Regions from separate parts of the Homo sapiens genome. Here all the other regions are linked to region 1. A link is a contact called in ENCODE Hi-C or POLR2A ChIA-PET data. All regions are on one chromosome and are shown on one strand. The core of a region is the stretch at or near the end of the contact, and the rest is flanking DNA. Distances in the headings are between cores, read along the strand shown.

Region 1 (3,530 bases), core at 592-3,091:
TGAAAAATGTTATATATGTATACAATCATGACACAATCACAGTCAAAATAATGAACACATCCATAACCCCCAAAAACTTCCTCAAGCCCCTCTGTATCCATCTTTCCCCCCGCCTTACCCAATCCCTGCCCCCAGGCAACAGCAATCTATAATGCTGTCATTATAGTTTCTACTTTCTAGAGTTTTATATAAATGGAATCATACAGTATGATGATTAACTGAACAAAATTATTTTGAATTATTTTGGGATTGTCAACTAAAGAAAAAAAATCAAGCTTTTATTTTAAGAGATGGAGTCTCACTCACTTTGTCACCCAGGCTGAAGAGACTGAAAAAAAAAAAAGATTCATCTGTGTTTTTGCATGTATCAATAATTCATCCTTTTTTGTTGCACAGCAGTATTCCATTAAGCAGATGTATAACAATTTTTTGATCCACTTCATTCATCTATTGATGAACATTTGGGTTGTTTCCTTTTTTTTGGCTATTGAAAATAAAGTGTTAACTTTTTGGAAACTGTCTCCTGAAAAAGCTAAACATAAATTTACTAAATAAGCCACTGATTCCTCTCATAGGTACATACCTAAGAGAAATATACGTACACACAAAATCTTGTGCACTAACGTTCATGGAAACATTATTCATAATAGCCAAAAAATGGAGACAACCCAAGTGTCCACCAACTGATGAACAAATCAACACAATGTGGTATATCCATAACAATGCAATATTATAAGCAATAAATAGGAATATAGGAGGGATACATGGACGAACCTTGAAAACATTATGCTAAATGAAGTAAGTCTGACTTAGGCCACCGTGTATTTTGTGATTCCACTTACATGAAATGTCCAGAAAAGGCAAATTCATAGAGACAAAATGTAGTGTTTGCCAGGGGCTGGAGAGAGGTGGGGCCGGGGGTCTGGGGAGTGATTGCTGATGGGTAGTTTCTTTTGTAGGTGATGAAAATGTTCTAAAATTAAATAGTAGTGATGGTTGTGCAACTCTGAAAATACTAAAAACTACTGAATTGTGTATTTATTTTATGAGACGGAGTCTCGCTCTGTCGCCCAGGCTGGAATGCAGTGGCATGATCTGGGCTTACTGCAACCTCCTTCTCCCAGGTTGAAGTGATTCTCCTGCCTCAGCCTCCCGAGTAGCTGGGATTACAGGCGCGCACCACTATGCCCCGGTAATTTTTGTATTTTTAGTAGAGACGGGGTTTTGCCATGTTGCCCAGGCTGGTCTCCAGTTCCTGACCCCAAGTGATCCGCCCACCTCGGCCTCCCACAGTGCTGGGATTACAGGCGTGAGATCCACTGCGCCCAGCCAAAGCTGCTATTTTTTAAAAGCGGCAATGAACATTCTTGTACAAGTCTTTGTACGGACATACAGTTTGGGTAGAAGAATAGCTGGGTCATATGCTGGGTGGATACTGAACTTTTTCAGAAACTGCCGCTCCTCTGCAAAGTGACTGCACCATTTTATGTTCCCAACAGCAGTACAGGAGAGTTTCAGGTCTACACAAACCCATCCATACTTGGTAAGACCCAACAAGCTTAACATTTCAAGGGAAGGTGGACTTAGGGAGGCGCCAGCGGGAGGCAACATCAATGCAGTTAGCTACACGGGCCTGAAAACTGGAGGCCGCGACAAGCGTCGCTGAGTGGAGGCCCAGTAAGTCCCACCCACTAGGCCAGCCCGAGCGCGTCTGCCACGCCCTGCTGCATTCCGCGGCGAGAGCGCGCGATAGGATTGGCTCTCAAGGCCCCGCCCCAACAGGTCGCCGCTCAGGGTGACCCGGAAGCAGTTGCGCCAGCAGCGTCGCGCGGCCCAGTTCCCTTTTCCGGTCGGCGTGGTCTTGCGAGTGGAGTGTCCGCTGTGCCCGGGCCTGCACCATGAGCGTCCCGGCCTTCATCGACATCAGTGAAGAAGATCAGGTGTGCTTCGGTCTACGGGTGCCGCCACGGTGGGGTGGGGGATGTCCTAGTAGCGCAAGGGACCGCTGCCGAGCCTGGGCCGGGCGGCCGGGGCTGACACCCGCAGCTGTTCTACACGCGAGAATGGGGAGGCCGGTGGCTGGGGCGCGCGTTCCTGGCCTCGATTCGCACCAGCTCGCCGGCCGGCGGTCCCAGCGCGGGGCCCGACGCTTCACCGCCAGCTCCCTGGTCGGCGTCGGGACTCATTTCTGACGACATAGTACTTTTAGACTGATGAGGAATGATGTCTGCTTCCGTCCGTCAAATGCAGCCACATTCGGAGTGGGAGGTGGTGAATCTGTAGTTAGCATAAGCAGGGTAGGGAAAAGTAATTTTGTGCTAAAGATCAAAATGCCGGGCCGGGCGCGGTGGCTCACGCCTTTAATCCCAGCACTTTGGGACGCCGAGGCGGGCAGATCACGAGGTCAGGAGATCGAGACCATCCTGGCTAACACGGTGAAACCCTGTCTCTATTAAAAATACAAAAAAATTACCCGGGCGCGGTGGCACGCGCCTGTAGTCCCAGCTACTGCCGAGGCTGAGGCAAGAGAATCGCTTGAACCCGCGAGGCGGAGTTTGCAGTGAGCCAAGATCGCGCCACTGCACTCCAGCCTGGGCGACAGAGCGAGAGTCCCTCTCAAAAAAAAAAAAAAAAAAAAAGATCAAAACGCCCGTATTACTGTGCGATCACAGGCGAAGACGACCCGTATTTTACACTTGCTTTCTATTCCTACTTGTATGAGGGTGAGAGTTGTTCTGTACCCCGGAAGTATGGTATCAGTTCAGCTCTTAAATTCTGTGAGGCATACACCTGATGGACCATCCTGATATTTTTAAATTTCCCGTTTGGCGTTTGCTCTTTGGTATACAGGGCTGATGGTTCTCATTTTCCCCATAACAAAAGTTTAACCTTATTTGGTAGGAGTTGAACACGACATCGTATTCTTTAAGTTAATTTTGTATTGCTGAAAATTCTTCTGTGAAGTCCTAACTTTGTCGTTTTATTTCTGTTACTCCACTAACACGGAAGTAACTTCCAAATGATTGGATATCATAAACTTCGCATGGAAGTTTACTTGTCTAAGACAACTTACAGAATTGCGGGAGTGAGTTCCCCCTCTCTCCTCCCCCCGCCCCATGGTAGGAATGCAGTTCCGATGCTCTGAAGAGCAAAGTAAGAAGGGAAAATGCAAAAGGCGGAGAAAAGGTCAAGGATGGGGAGGTTAAGCACAGATAGGAAGATATGAAAGACAAAAAGATACCTGATTAGAAATGGAAGCATGTTACCAACAGTTGGCTGTTAGGTTAACTGAGAAAGTGTTTGGAATTTTTTTTTTTTTAACATACAAAGTGAATGGAGGAAGTTCTTGTCATTGATCGTATCTTAAAGTGTCTTTTCTCAGGCTCTGCTTCTGTTCTTGTAACATCAGTATCGCTGTAGACAGTCCTTTCAGGGAAATATGAAATTGCTCAGGATTAGTTTAACTTTGGTGAAATTCTCAGCTTGATTAGAGTTAAATGGAATTCTTTATCTTTTTTTGTTTTCCTTTG
Region 2 (3,530 bases), core at 603-3,102, 1.8 Mb after region 1:
ATCCTTCAGCCCAGCAAAGCACAAGGCGCAGCACCAGATCTTGGGCTTCCCACTTCCCTCCGCCCATCTTACTTATCCAAGGTTCAGGTCTTTAAGTTGGGACCCTTTGGTTGCTGCTATTGAGCTGGGGAAAACTAGGGGGCAGAATCAGTCAATCTAACCAGCTGTTGGGGAAAGACAGCAGCTAGAGACCTAGTCAATCACGGTAAAGAGCCACGGGGCAGTAAGTTTCATTTCAAGAGAGGTTCAGGAATGGCTTGGTCAAGAGATTCAATCTCACCCAATCAATGAACAGCCCGCAGATAGTAACAATGCCACGCAGAACAGGATGGAGATCATTCACAAGTTTACCCTCCAAAAGTCAGACACCCTTAGAACAATCTCTGGCAAGTGCCATGTAATGAACCCTATCCTCAGACCAAACGTTTTCTCCCAAAGAACTGGCACAGCCACCAGCTTTGTCTCAGGAAATTCACTCCCCCAGTAGCCCAGGGCGGGATTTCTTGCCTACCCAGTCTGCCAGTCCGAGGCCCGCGCGCTTACCATTGGCGTTCTTGCCGCAGATGAGATGCTCATAGGGCTGCAAGACGCCCCAGAGCTCGGCGTCGTTGTTGATGACCATCTCCAGGGCCTCAGCAGACACCTCCCCGCCTCCGGCCCCTCCGCCATCAGGGCTGTGGCTGGCCATCACCCTGGCCCGGATCTCCTCCACCAGGTTCTCCATGCAGGCGGTGAGGGAGATGGCTGCGTACTCGTGGATGCGCACGGAGATTCGGGTGTCCACCATCCAGCGGAAAAAGCGACCCACTGAGAAGGTGAGGCCGCAGCGCGCGGACTTGCCCCGGCGCAGCCCGTCGCCGGCGCTCATGCTGTACAGGGACAGCGCCTTGACGGCTGCCAGCGCGCAGCTCTCGGCCAGCGCCCAGCTGTGCACCAGGCGCACGGCGCTCTGCACCTCAAAGCGGGTGCACTTGGCGTGCAGCACGCTCAGGCGCTGCGCCTCGCGGGCCACGCGGATCAGTGCCCTGCGGAGCAGCCCGGCCAGGCGCCTCACCGCCTCGGCGGAGAACTGGGGCAGCCGCCGGCCGCCAGCGCCTTTGCGGAGCACCCGGGCCACGTCTCCTTCGGTCCAGGGGAACTCCTCCAGCTCGGGGAGCCGCGGACAGCGCGAGAAGAGGTCGGCCACTTCGGGGTCCTCGGGCAGCACCGTGTTCACCGTGTCCCAGCTGTTGTGGCGGCTGTTCATGGAGCCGGAGTAGCACCACCAGGCCGCCCCGCGGTGCTGCTGCGCCGAAGAGTTGAGCGCCTGCGAGTTGGACTTGGAGGACGAGAGGCTGAGCGAGCGGCACGAGTCCCCGGCCCCATACCCGGAGTCCAAGGTCAAGTCCTCCAGCGTCTTCAGAGTCGAGCTGTACGTCCCGGCCATGGGGAGCCTGCCGAGGGCGGCGTCGCCGAGCGAGGGGCACTCACAACTCCATGCCCTCTTTCCCAAGTGGGCAGAAACAAGCTCTAGGCCCTCCGGGCCACCCTCCTTCCTCTCTGCGTCGCGGGGCTCGGCGGCCGCATTGCCTGCCCGGAGGCCGCGGGAAGGTGGCCGAGATCCGTGGCCAGCAGGAGCCCCACGCTCCCGGCGTCCCGACTCGCAGCTGCCACTGGAAAGAACCCCGTCGCTACCCCCCGGCACTCCCCCTTGTCCACCTCTAATTCCCACAAGCAGAGAGTCAGTCCTCCACAGAGAAGGAATCCCGGGAGAACAGGGCGGCGGCGGCAGAAGGAGGAGGCGGCGGCGCAGGGCGCAGGGCGCAGCGCGAGTCCGGGACCAGCCGGCGAGAAAGCGCTCTGCAAACTTCTGCGCTGCGCCGGCCGGCAGCACAGCTGGGTACCCGGCTGCGTCCGACATGCAAATAACCCCGGGCGGCTTACCAATCACCGGCCGCGATGGGCGGGGCTGCACCAATGATCTCCGAGGGGGCGGTCACTATGCAGATTTCACTCTGCCTCGGGTTAAACCCCGCGGCGAAGGAGGCGGGGCTGGAGGCCGAGGGTCGGGCACGCGGCTGGGATGGGGGTGGGGATGGGGGGGGATGGGGGGGATGGGGGGGTGGGGGAAGGGCGAGCCAGCCAACTGGGAGGTGGAGGTGGAGACCGGAAAGCAGCGGTCGAAACGATAGCTCCGGAGCTCACGATTTAAAGAAAAATGCAAAGGAAAAGCTACAGGGCGCTGCCACCTTCCCGCCACCCAGGCTTTGGGCGTTCGCTGCTCGCTTTCGAGCCCTCCGCAGCCAGGCGTCCTGGGGTTGGGGCCAGGAGAATGGGGAGGGCCCCATCCAGGCGCTCCACCTCTCCTCCACCTTCCGCCAGGCCCCTCCCGCAATCCGAGATGAAACGCTGGCTGTGTTTGGAGGGAGGAGGGAGTCCCTGCCTCTCTTTCCAAGTCCGTCTGGTTCCTTTGCGCTGCCGTCTAGGCTCCAATAAGGACAGAATTTCTTAACCTGGTATCTGATCAATGGACGGGCCCCAGGAAGCCTGTGAGTGCCTCCGCCCATTTGTGGTTTCACCTGCAGTTTTCTGAGTGCCACTATGGGGAAGGGGCACCAACTTTTGTCAGATTCTCAAGAGGATCCGTGACTTCCCTGTTACCTCTGTGTGACGATACCACTTGCTGTCAGGTGGGTCCTTTTTGTCCGAGATAGACAGTGTTCTTACAGGAAGAATGAGAAGAAGGTGGCAGAGCAGTCCCTCGCCCTGGGCTGAGCTCGGAACACCTAGCTGGATGCAGGTGTTCGCCTCCTAACGCGTGCCGGTGGGCGAGCCGTATGCCCCCGCGGGACCCAGTTCCTCCGGGGTACAATGAGTGGCTGACCTCCAGGCAGCGCCAGTGCCAACCTGCCTCCGGGCGGGTGTCCCAAACGGTCCGCCAGAGCGCTGTTGGTTCAGCAGTCCCATGCCCGGTGCAGGCATGTCCCGCCGCTGCCCTGTGGCTACTCACACGCACGTGCGCAAACGGACCTGTGCCCCCTCCAGTGGAACCGCAGGCTCAAGGCGGGGATTGTGCATTCGCTCTCCCCAAGTCAGCCTCCCCCACTCCTGAATGGCTCCTTTGTGTTGCATTTTACACAGTTCTGACCTTGGGCCGTGAGTTGGATATGAACTAGAAATGTCTGGTTTGTCTCTTTCCTTCTTAAATTAATGGCCTTTACCCCCGGTGAAACTGCTTTTTATTTGGCAGTTTCGCTTAATTTTGCCTTTCCGCGGGTCTTTATTTATGCAACATCGCCGCCCGATGGTTAGAATTGGGAACAGAGTCAAAGATGGAAGTACTGTAATACCAAAGACGCAAGTCAGCAGAGATCAAACTAACAAAGGAGAATGCAGTCACACTTTACAGACGTGAGATTAGAAATTAAAGTAGGCAATGAGGTCCAACTTGTCAAAAATACAAAAGTAAATTTTATGCAATTTAAAACTTTATTGGGGAAATATAATATTAAAGGCAATGTCGCCCTCTAATGGATATATTCAAAGGAAAT
Region 3 (3,530 bases), core at 581-3,080, 1.5 Mb after region 1:
GCATAGATGGATTGGATGTCTCCCAATAAAACTTTAGACATTGGTCAATTCCGAGGAACAAAACAGTGATTTCTGAAACTTTAATGTACACACAAATCTCCTGAAGATCTTGTTAAAATGTAGATTCAGTTAAGTCTGCTATGCAGTCCAAGATAGTAGTGATAGTGGTAGTGAGAGAGGTTGGGCTGAATAAACTTTGAGTTGCAAGGAGCTAAAGGATTATCATCTCCGTTTCTAGCCTCTAGGCCTGGCATAATTGCTCAGCGTAGTGCTAAGGATGGTTTAGGTGACTAAATTTTGAAACTATGACTCCCCATCTAATGCAGCAAAAGCCAAAGTCCTTACCGTGGTCTTTCAGGCCCTACAAGACCAGCCCCCTTTAATATGTTTGACCTCATCTCCTACTCTCTGCTCTTGCCACTATGGTTTCCGTGCTGTTCCTTGAACCCAAAAAGCACACTCCGTCTCAGATCTTAGTACTTGGTGTTTCCTCTACCTGGAAAATTCCTCCTCCAAGGTAGCTGCTTAGCCTTCTTCCTCACTTCCTTCAGTACTAGCTCAAATGTCAGTAAGGCTTTCCCTGACCACCGTTTTTTCTTTTCTCTACCATTTCACTATCTGACATGTATTTACTTGTCTTCCCCTTACTTAGATTGTAAGCTCCATGTAAATATGTTTTGTTCATAATCCCTAGCACTTAAGAGTTCCCAGCACACAGTAAGGTGCTTAATAAATATTTGAATGAATATATAACAGACTTTGCAGCTAACCAGGATATCTTGAGGTCGGAGGCTGCTGTTGTTTCTCCAGGCTCCCTCAGGATGCACTGTTGCCAGTCAGCGTTACTCATTTTATTCCCTAGGGAACAGTGGGTTTGGTAGAACTCTCTTCTAAATCTCTTTTTCATAGAATTTAAATTATAAATTGGTCATTTACTGTTGTCACACAATATTGCGTTGCTGAATTTTCCACTGATTATATTCATTTTATTTCCTCCCAGAACTTGGTTTCTTGTTTTTCTGCTCACTGTCCACACCCACTCCACCCCAAGGCTGGAATAATTCTCTTGGAGCAAAAAAATCATCTTTTTCTTTGTATTTCATTGAACGTTCTCTTTACAGTGTTAGGTAAACCTAAAAAAAAAGGAAACAAAAGTCTAATAATTCGTAATACTCAGGCCTACTGGATGTATAACATCATAGGGTAGCTGAAGACTCTTTGTGAGGCCAGAGCTTTAGGATTTAAAAAGCCACCAACCATGACCGTGTCCGACACGTTCTACAGAGAACTCCTAGGTTACTGGGTGATTGTTTGGTGGGGAAGCGGCGAGTTGTCTTTTTTTCAAAAGACGTTTTGGGGTATGGAGTTTGCTCGCTCTGCATACAGAAGGAATTCTAGAAGCTGGGATCGCACCACCCACCCCACGCACCCCTTACTTGCAGAAACCTTTGCCCCCCAACCCCCACCCCCACCCCAAATAAGGGCTCTTCAAGGGGCAGTTGCCAGCTCCAGAGCCAGCTGCTTGACACCTATTGTCCCCGTTTGGGCGTCAAACGATTTCGCCTGAAGGACCCTAGCGTCGATTGCTCTCAAAACTCAAGGGGCCTTTCCTTCGGCCTTGCCGGGGCCATCCCCACCTGCGTCCAGGAGGCGCCCCACAGCGCCGGGGCCGGGGGACGGCGGAGAAGCTAGCGGGCGGCCTCTTCCGGGCAGGCGTTCGCGCCGGGCAGCCCGAGCGGCCGCGAAGGCCCCCGCTCTCCGCTTCTCCCGCCCCTCGCGACCCAGAGGGCTGCTGGCTGGCTAAGTCCCTCCCGCTCCCGGCTCTCGCCTCACTAGGAGCGGCTCTCGGTGCAGCGGGACAGGGCGAAGCGGCCTGCGCCCACGGAGCGCGCGACACTGCCCGGAAGGGACCACCACCCTTGCCCCCTCAGCTGCCCACTCGTGATTTCCAGCGGCCTCCGCGCGCGCACGGTGAGCGCCACCCGGGACCGAGCCGCTGCAGGGGAAGAGGGCCGCTGCGCCCGGGTGTCCTTTATCTCCGGACCCGCTGGAGCTTCCGAGGGGCTTGCCCCCAAGTCCCCCCACCCCACCCCGGTCATTTCCCATGCCCTTCTCTGCCCCCAAGCCCCGACCTCTCTCTTTCCTCCCTTCTCCGGAAGCCGGCAAAAGCCGGCCCTCCCCGGTAGGGACCGTTGCAGTGGCCGTTGGCGGCCGGCGCGGCGATGCCCCGCCTCCGGCGCGAGCCTCGGAGCCCCCGGGCTGGTAGGCCGAGCCGGCGGCTCCGCGGGGGAGGGGCGGGTCGGGGGGCGGTGCGAGGCCCAGCCGGGCGCCCCGCTGGCGGGTCGCGCGCGCGCCCGCGCACTCTTCCTGCCCTCGAGGCGCGCCGCGCCCCCTCCCCCACCCGCTCGCGTAGGCTACCGCTCGCTGCGCGTTTTGTCCCGCGTCTCGCCCCGTCCGTCTCCTGACTGGCCGCTCTTGTCCTTCCTCCCGCTTTTTCTTCTCTCTCCTTGCGGTCTGAAGATGCCCTCGGCCACCAGCCACAGCGGGAGCGGCAGCAAGTCGTCCGGACCGCCACCGCCGTCGGGTTCCTCCGGGAGTGAGGCGGCCGCGGGAGCCGGGGCCGCCGCGCCGGCTTCTCAGCACCCCGCAACCGGCACCGGCGCTGTCCAGACCGAGGCCATGAAGCAGATTCTCGGGGTGATCGACAAGAAACTTCGGAACCTGGAGAAGAAAAAGGTGCCAGGAGTTGGCGGGGAAGGGAGGGGTGGCTGCGGCCGGGCTCTGCGGCCCCTCCGACCCTGGTCGCTGGAGCCTTCGCTTCTTTTCGTCTCGGGAGCGTTACTAGGTCCCCTCCTCCCACCCCCTGGCCCACACGCCCCGTCTCCACGTTCAGCGGGAGCTTCGTGCCCAGAAAACGGGCTCTTGGAAGAGGCACTTGTCACCTGACTCGGACGCGGCACTGTACCCCAGGCCTCTTTATTACTCTTCCGCTGTGGGTCCGGCTTTTTGGCCTTTAGGAGTGGGACATGTGAGGGTGGGGGCCTGTCGTCAGGACTTCACTGTATGGTGCCCTTCTTTCCGTCTCTGAGGCCCGATTTCTCTGACGAGGGCCCAAAATGAAGAGGTCCCTGCGCGGGGGGCTCCGGGTTCAACCGACCGCCTCGTGGAGTTGGGGCGGCCTGCGTCCTGCAGCCTTGGGGTCTGTCCGCTCGGTTACCATGCACTCGAGACCTGTCGAGCGTCCCCTCTTCTTCCGTAGGAGAGAAGTGTGTTTAGAATCTTAAGGTAGAACTGCCTTTCCGGCAGGCCCATTTTGAATGGGTCTTCGATTTGCTACCCCCGCGCCCATGCGATGGGCTCCCCTGCGTTTCCCTCTTTGTTTCAATTGTTTAGGTGTCCCCCCGAGCCTCAGGCTCAGCTCAATCGCGAGATGATTTTCTGCAGCGACTTTTTGTTCCTAGGGGACTGTGAAGGGGCGGGGGACTGCCACGATTTAGATTCGTTGGGGGCTGGGTCCTGGGGAGACTGGA
Region 4 (3,530 bases), core at 717-3,216, 1.3 Mb after region 1:
GGTATGGAATAATATACACTGGAGACTCAGAAGGGTGGGGGGAGGATGATGAGAAATTAATTAATAGGTACAATGTGGTGATATCAATCTGGTGATAGATATCAATAGATATCAATCTGGTGATAGATACCAATAGATATCAATCTGGTGATAGATACCTTAGAAGCCCTGACTTCAAGACTATGCAATTTACGCTTGTCACAAAATTGTACTTGTTCCCCATAAATTTATGTAAGTTTTTTTGTTTTTGTTTTTGTTTTTATGAGATGGAGTTTCTCGTCACCCAGGCTGGAGTGCAATAGTGCCATCTTGGCTCACTGCAACCTCCGCCTCCCGGGTTCAAGCAATTCTCCTCTCTCAGCCTCCCGAGTAGCTGGGATTACAGGGATGAGCCACCACGCGTGGCTAATTTTCATATTTTTAGTAGAGACAGGGTTTCACCATGTTGCCCAAGCTGGTCTTGAACTGCTGACCTCAGGCGATCTGCCTGCCTTGGCCTCCCAAAGTGCTAAGATTACAGGCGTTAGCCAATGTGCCCGGCCTGTAAGTTTTTTAAAAACCTAGAGGTGAGTAATTATAATAAGTGATATTATTATTATTATTACTCTTAACAACAATGACAATGATGACTGATGAGGGCTAAGTACCAGCTACTATCCAAGCACTTCCATGATTTATTTCTATTATTTCTCACAATGACCCTATGGGTACCCCTATATTACAAATGAGAAAACTGAGGCTGCCATCTTTCTAAGGTCTAAAGTGATTTTCTGGGAGCACAAACAAGAGCTTAATTAATTTTAACAGATAAAGACAGAAAAGGCTTCACAGAAGATTCACCTTTTCAGGGCAACCTAAAGAAGTATGGGTTGGTTTTCTTTAAGCTGAAACATTACGGCAAGAACCTGGAGTAATATCTGCTTCAAAGGGGAGTTATGCAAAGTCAACAAGAGAAGACGTGTAAAACCCAAGCACAGTACCTGGCACAAAGTAGATGCTCCCAAATCTTTGTTCCCCTTCATTGATCCTCTGTGATGGAAGGAACTTGTAGCCACTTTCCTCATCCGCCTTGGTTTTTCAAAAACACCCTTTGAAGTTATAACCTCCTTGGGAGCCAAGGCTTCTCTGAAGCACCCCATTACAATCTTTGCCCTCAACTCAGAACTGGAATGTGTTTGAAAATGCTAACAAGGGCAGCAGCCCCACCTCTTCGTCATTGCCTAAGGTTGTTAGGCAAACACACACACACACACACACACACACACACACACACACACACATGCACACACACTCACACAGTTGCTGGGGAGATCATGGTAAACACAAGCCTCTCTTTTGGATCAGAATAATTGAGTGGTCTCCCTTTGTGGCCAGTGTACAGGAACAAATTAGATGGGTAAATTAGCAGTTCCCGAAGACATTAGCAACCAGCGGCTCACACAGCAAGCGCCTGACTCACCGTGGGGCCTCTCCAAGTCACAGCCTATGAATAGATGCTCTTCCTCCCTCCGAAAGAGAAGCCAGAGTGCCCGGAACACCACAGGGGAAGCTTGAAGACTTGTACCCCTTTGGAGTCTTTTTATTTTAAAAGACCAATTTAATCACCACTTCTTCTGGCTCCTTGAAGATGAAAAAAGTTCCCTTGCAATCGTCCATTCATCAGAGAATTAATGAAGCCTACTCACCAGCAGATGATGTAATCCTGGTGGCTTCCCCCATCAGATCTAGGCTGCCTGCCCCACGGATACCTTCTGGGCTAATTGCCTGCTTTGCACCTGTTCCTTCTCGGGAGGCCCTGGCACCCTAGCACCTGGTGCCTGTGCCATCTCCCCTCTCTGCCAGGACACCCAGAGGCCCTTGTGAATAGCAAAGCCCACTTAACGGCTGAGGGCAGGTGGGGGTATTTCCTTCTCAATTCTGCTCAAGGCCCGTTGCTGTTCTTTGAGGATGTTGCAAATCCAGGGTTTGGAGGGCTGGGCCTCTTGGTGGCCTGGTTGTCTATCTGATAGGGCGGAGCCTTCACCCTTGCAGCGAGCTCTCTCACACCAGATGTGCTCTGCGTGGAATCCTAGGCCATCAGGGGATTCCTTAGCAAGCCCTGCAGGACCCAAATCCTAACTCAGACCCTCATCCTCCTACTCAGAATGTGGAGACTTGTGATCCTCAGTTTGGACGAATTCCAAGAGACCTTCCAATTCCCAGAGGCCATCTTTGGTTCTGTTCACACATAGCTCCCTCTCCCTCCTAGGCCTTCTCCCTTTGAATTTCTCCCCTACACCATCAGCCTGTATTTACTTCTCCTTCTTGCTTAATGCATGACTATATTATCCCAGTTAAGGGGGTCTGCAGGTTTTATCAGAAAGTTCAGAGGCTCACATGACCTGGATTGGAACTTGGCTCAGCCACTGACTAGCCAGACAAACTCAAATAACGTACACAGCTTCTCAGCACCTCACCCCCTCATTCATAAAAAACAGGGACAATGGTACCCACTTTGCAGGGTTGTTGAGTGGATTAAATTAAACAACACAAGGAAAGAGCTTTCCTAAGTTCCAATGCTATGTAACACACACAGTATTGTCTTACCCAGCAATAATTTCGGTGCACGGATCTGATCATCTCTTAATTAAATATTGAATTCTCCTAACACGGTTCTTTTTTTGAACCCCTCAGGGTCTGAACAGTTATAAGTGCACAGAAGTTGGGTCTTTATGAGCTGAATAAAAGGAGACTCCGGCTGTCTTCTCTTTTGTCCTTACCATAAAGCTCTTGTCAGCTGCTCTCCTGGCCCTGCCTCTGACCCTGGGCTTTGGGGCCACTATAGGCTCTCCTTTCCTTGTCCCCCTCTGAGTCCTGAAGTCCTGGTTTGCAATCTGCTGTTGCAGTTCTCTGGAATGGCTGCTTCCCCATGCGCCCCTGTCTGTCAGCTACCTCCCCCGCATGCATGTCTGTCTGCTGGGCAAGGCCCAATTCCGAGGTGACAGCTCACCGGGCCTCACCCACAAGTCTCTTCCAAGCATTAGCAGCCCACCCCAGTCCAAAGATATCTTTTATAGCTGATCTCTGGTGGCACCTCCTACCTTCCAATTAGGAGCCTGTCAACACCCAGGCCATCACTCTTCCTGCAGTGTCTGACAACACACACGCCTGCCGCGGCTGCGCCGGGAGAGTCAAGCAAAATTGTTTCCATGGTGGTGGTGGTGGCCTGAGCACAAGAGTTGAAATCTAGGTGAATCTGAATCTAGTTCTGCCTTCTCACTTTGCAAGGAGGTGTCTTATTTCTCTTTGAATTGGCAGCACCAAGCATCATGCCTGGCACACAGTAGGTACTCATAAATAAACACGTGTAAATCAAAAAGGCCGAAGATACATTGCTAGCTTGCAGACTCCCTTTCTCAATGTCTAATGATATCCAGTTCATTTCTTTCTCTTACATGTGCAAATCAGAAAGTTAGCTCATAACTCATCTGTTGTGACTTTTTCTTTCCTTTACTTTTGTGGTTGAAAATAAATTTACCCCAGAAAAGAGA
Region 5 (3,530 bases), core at 569-3,068, 1.2 Mb after region 1:
TTTCCTGCAGTTTGTTCCGGAATGCCAATCCCTAACTCTCCAAAGAGTCCTATCTCCGCACTCACGGCCCCTCCCGTGTTAAGTACACATGCAAAACCAAGGTTTAGTGAATATGTTTCCTAAGATATAGGACATAAGTAAAAAGAAGTCTTTGCCTTTAGAAAGCCTCAAGCACTTCTGGGCTTGGCAATGTCTGTGGCGGTTTGGCTGAGGTTCTTAAAGAGGTGGCCCAGAATTTTCCATGCTCTACTTTTCAAGAGCTTCTACCAGCAGCTGTCAAAGATGAATGCCATTAGGCACCCCACTCTCTCACCCTAAGATCCATTTTATTTAGGCTTTTATCTCCTAAGCCACTCAGCTAATGGGATGTTTTTCTTACAGCTAAGTTCAGCAAACAGTTTCTAGTTTCCACTGTGAAAATACAGAGGCCACAAGTTTTAGGACTGTTTGGCTTGTAGGGGAGGCAGCCTCCCTTTCTGCCTCTCCTTCATAAACTGCCACGTAAATAGCCACATTTTGGCAAACGTTGCCATCTCCCTCAACATTCGGGGCTCTGTGCCTTCTTCAGGGAACTGGGAGTAAACCGCCAGGAGTGGAGAACTTGAACAACTGCTCAGGGATCGCAGGGTACCTGAAATAATTAGCAGCCGCCGCGTTTGTGCTGAGCGCTTTCCGTCAATCATCTCAACCACCCTGTGAAGTGAAGCCTATTGTTTTACCCATCAAGTGCTGTTAAATACTTCCAGAAATGACCAGTGAAGAGCCTGGGTATCACTAAACGGCCATAAAAGGCACACTGCTTAATGTTGGTTTTTTTTGTTTGTTCTTTGTGGGTTTTGTTCGTTTTTGAGGCGGAGTCTCGCTCTTATTGCCCAGGCAGTAGGGCAATGGCGCGATCTCGGCTCACCGCTACCTCAGCCTCCCGGGTTAATGTTGTTTTTTGAAAAGTCAGCAGTCAGACTCTAAGAAGGGTGCGGCCCGAGCCGACCCAAGAAAACAAAACATCACGTTGTACTTAAAACGTCCGTTTCGGCCGGGCGCGGTGGCTCACACCTGTAATCCCAACACTTTGGGAGGCGGAGGCGGGCGGATCACGAGGTCAGGAATTCAAGATCAGCCTGACCAACATGGGAAAACCCCGTTTCTACTAAAAATACAAAATTTAGCCAGGCATGGTGGCGCATGCCTGTAATCCCAGCTACTCAGGAGGCTGTGGCAGGAGAATCGCTTGAACCCGGTACACGGAGGTTGCGGTGAACCCAGATCGCGCCACTGCACTCCAGCCTGGGCAACAGCGAAACTCCATCTCAAAAAAAAAAAAAAGTCCGTTTCGCCCGACACCTGCTTTTCAAAATTACACATTTAGACCGCGAGGGGAGAGAGGAACTGCCGTGACCACGGAGGGCTGGCCTTTCCCCCGGCGCAGTTTCTCTGGACCGCTAGAGCTTCCCTTGAGACGAAAGCGATGGCAGGGGCCCGGGTGCGAGGCTGCCCCCGAGGGAATGGGGGGCGCGACGGGGGTAACGGGGCTGCTTCTGGGAGAGGGCGCGCTCCCCGTTTCTCCTTCCTCGTAGATAAAATGAAGCCAGCGTTCGGCTAGGACACCGGGCCGCGGTGACGGGTTGGAAGGGCCAGGCCTCGGGAGGCTCGCCCGGCAGGGGTCGAGTGGAAAGCGAGGACGGGGGTAGCCCCCACAGACCCTCCGCCCGGGCCCAGACTGCCGCCGCCACCTCGGCTCGGCTCACCCAAACCCCAGCAGGCCTTCGGGCCTTCTTACCTGGCGGCGCCCAAGATCCTCTTCCAGCCTCGAGCCGCTTCTGCGCTCAGCCCCCGCATTCTTTCGCTCCAGCCCGCAAGGCTCCGCCCCCCGGCCCCGCCCCTCAGGATGCCCTTGCCCTCCCAGGCTCCCGGCTCCCGCACCGCGCAGCCGCACCTCGGCAGGAACCTCCTCCTCTCCCTCCACCCCCGCGCGGAGCTCAGCCTCCTGGCCCAGGTTCTGAGAAGGCCGGGTGGCCAGGACCCAATGAGCACCTTCAAAACCCCAGGGAACTGAAAGTTTGGGGCGTCCTCCTCGGATTTGCTATGGGACATAAAAACAGTAGGAAACTTCCAAAGACTTCTGATTTTCCCTTTTACTTTTTTTTTAAGTATATTAAAATGTTTTTCAAAACGTTTCTGTGCGTCTTGCTGGTGCCCTGGGTGCCCCAGGGCCTGGCTATCGGGCTATGCGGCCCTGCTGCAGTCTGAAGCTGCTTCCTACTGCGAGGCTTGGGCAGCATCCAAATAGCCATCAGCCACAGCCGCATCCGTATCCGTGCCTTGTGACTTGTTTGAGACCCAAACAAAATGTTATGCGTTTAAAAGCTTACTGGGCTGCTCGGGGACCAGTGTTTTGAATGAACCTCTTCGAGTGTCTCTATCAACTTAGCTGGTAGCTACTGTTCCCCAGCAGCCACCAGAGGCAGGGACAGAAGAGCAAGACCAGGGGATCCGCCTGCATGAGTCTGTCCCTTCAGGGTGGCCTCGCCTCAGGGACTGGATTGTAGGCATGGTTTCAATAACACAGCGGTGTGAAAGTTTAAGAGTTTTTAGTACTTACGGACCCTGGGTGGTACACAGCTTGCCTAGAGGACACACACACACACACACACACACACACACACACACACACGGAGATCAGGGAGAACAGGGAGAGGGAAGGGAGGAACGGACCTTTGGGCCAGCAACTTTATCCAGTTAGGTTTCCTCTGGAGAGCTCTAACTGGTGGATTTAAAAGCAAGCAGGTGAAAAGGCAGAGGTGGGAGGAACTTGAACCAGAGTTTGAAGCTGCAGTAGTGCCCTGTTATCACATCACTGCATGTTTATCTCTGGCCACCAGCTAGAGCCATTTGCGTGGGGTATAGTACTGGAAACTGTCAATGGTGACTGAGACTTGCTTCTGTTATTAAAAGTTAAACATATTCAAAAATGGATGCTGAGGTAACAAAAAATTATAAGCACTCACCAGAACCGCAACCACCATTTGGAACATTAGTTTTATGTGCAGATGTAATTAGAAGTTTCCATTTGCTATTATATTTGGAAAGTGTCCCACTCACTGCAGAACTGACTGTAAGAACGCCATAGGAGGGAGGGTGGGGCTACAGGCCAAAAGTACAAGTCTTCCTCCAAGAGGATGGCCTCTGTTAGAAAGCATGAGACACACTTTGAGGGTCAGGGTGAGAAGATATTACATCTCAGGGCTGCTTGTGTTGAACTGGTCAGGGAAGAAGGCATGAGATAAAATTTAAGCAGGGGGAATCATAGATTACTGAATGTCTTGCAGGGAAAATCATATAGTAACTGTCTTGACGCTTCTACTGTTATTCTGATGGCTTTGGGATGTCAGGGAATGAGTTCCATTTGGTGGTGCTCAAATCCTGGTATTCCTCTATACAAGTGGGAGTTTTTTAAATCAGGATGACTTGCTTTGATATTTAAAGCATGTCTCCTTAAAACAGCTAATACTGTATATTTCCCAAGATGGATT

Evidence for each region. Hi-C counts contacts between places; a loop is a spot of excess contacts on that map. ChIA-PET counts read pairs that join two places held with the same protein, here RNA polymerase II (POLR2A). Pooled maps may share reads with other maps.
Region 2: a loop to region 1 is called in a map of CD4-positive, alpha-beta T cell, with 17 times the contacts of the local background. The contact joins the promoter of ABTB2 here to the promoter of EIF3M in region 1. A Hi-C loop is called at or near these places in 3 of 168 maps with a recorded cell type or tissue (CD4-positive, alpha-beta T cell, CD4-positive, alpha-beta memory T cell and CD8-positive, alpha-beta T cell) and 11 of 50 pooled maps. POLR2A ChIA-PET finds 5 or more read pairs at or near these places in 1 of 52 experiments (T-cell).
Region 3: a loop to region 1 is called in a map of ascending aorta, with 9 times the contacts of the local background. The contact joins the promoter of CAPRIN1 here to the promoter of EIF3M in region 1. A Hi-C loop is called at or near these places in 3 of 168 maps with a recorded cell type or tissue (CD4-positive, alpha-beta T cell, CD8-positive, alpha-beta T cell and ascending aorta), 1 of 37 single-sample maps with no recorded cell type and 15 of 50 pooled maps.
Region 4: a map of psoas muscle shows a loop between it and region 1 (25-fold over the local background). The contact joins the promoter of LMO2 here to the promoter of EIF3M in region 1. A Hi-C loop is called at or near these places in 1 of 168 maps with a recorded cell type or tissue (psoas muscle) and 4 of 50 pooled maps. POLR2A ChIA-PET finds 5 or more read pairs at or near these places in 1 of 52 experiments (MCF 10A).
Region 5: a pooled map shows a loop between it and region 1 (7-fold over the local background). The contact joins the promoter of CD59 here to the promoter of EIF3M in region 1. A Hi-C loop is called at or near these places in 1 of 168 maps with a recorded cell type or tissue (CD4-positive, alpha-beta T cell) and 6 of 50 pooled maps. POLR2A ChIA-PET finds 5 or more read pairs at or near these places in 1 of 52 experiments (B cell).

What each region holds. Positions count from the first base shown.
Region 1 is chr11:32,581,990-32,585,519 of GRCh38, forward strand. EIF3M (eukaryotic translation initiation factor 3 subunit M) reads left to right here and starts at 1,842. Exons shown (of 11, transcript NM_006360.6): 1 at 1,842-1,940. The coding sequence starts at 1,899. RefSeq lists enhancers at 1,553-2,205, 1,848-1,997 and a silencer at 1,628-1,687.
Region 2 is chr11:34,356,158-34,359,687 of GRCh38, forward strand. ABTB2 (ankyrin repeat and BTB domain containing 2) reads right to left here and starts at 1,853. Exons shown (of 17, transcript NM_145804.3): 1 at 544-1,853. The coding sequence starts at 1,426. RefSeq lists an enhancer at 779-888 and a silencer at 1,839-2,038.
Region 3 is chr11:34,049,901-34,053,430 of GRCh38, forward strand. CAPRIN1 (cell cycle associated protein 1) reads left to right here and starts at 1,831. Exons shown (of 19, transcript NM_005898.5): 1 at 1,831-1,971; 2 at 2,521-2,736. The coding sequence starts at 2,521. LOC101929918 (a long non-coding RNA gene) reads right to left here and starts at 3,427. Exons shown (of 3, transcript XR_931177.3): 1 at 2,419-3,427; 2 at 771-1,133. RefSeq lists silencers at 1,486-1,685, 1,545-2,094, 2,135-2,434 and enhancers at 3,045-3,114, 3,185-3,254, 3,325-3,394, 3,425-3,530.
Region 4 is chr11:33,890,110-33,893,639 of GRCh38, forward strand. It overlaps LMO2 (LIM domain only 2), which reads right to left and starts at 1,967. Exons shown (of 6, transcript NM_005574.4): 1 at 1,686-1,967. RefSeq lists an enhancer at 1,423-1,532.
Region 5 is chr11:33,734,605-33,738,134 of GRCh38, forward strand. It overlaps CD59 (CD59 molecule (CD59 blood group)), which reads right to left and starts at 1,819. Exons shown (of 4, transcript NM_000611.6): 1 at 1,778-1,819. RefSeq lists a silencer at 1,468-1,937.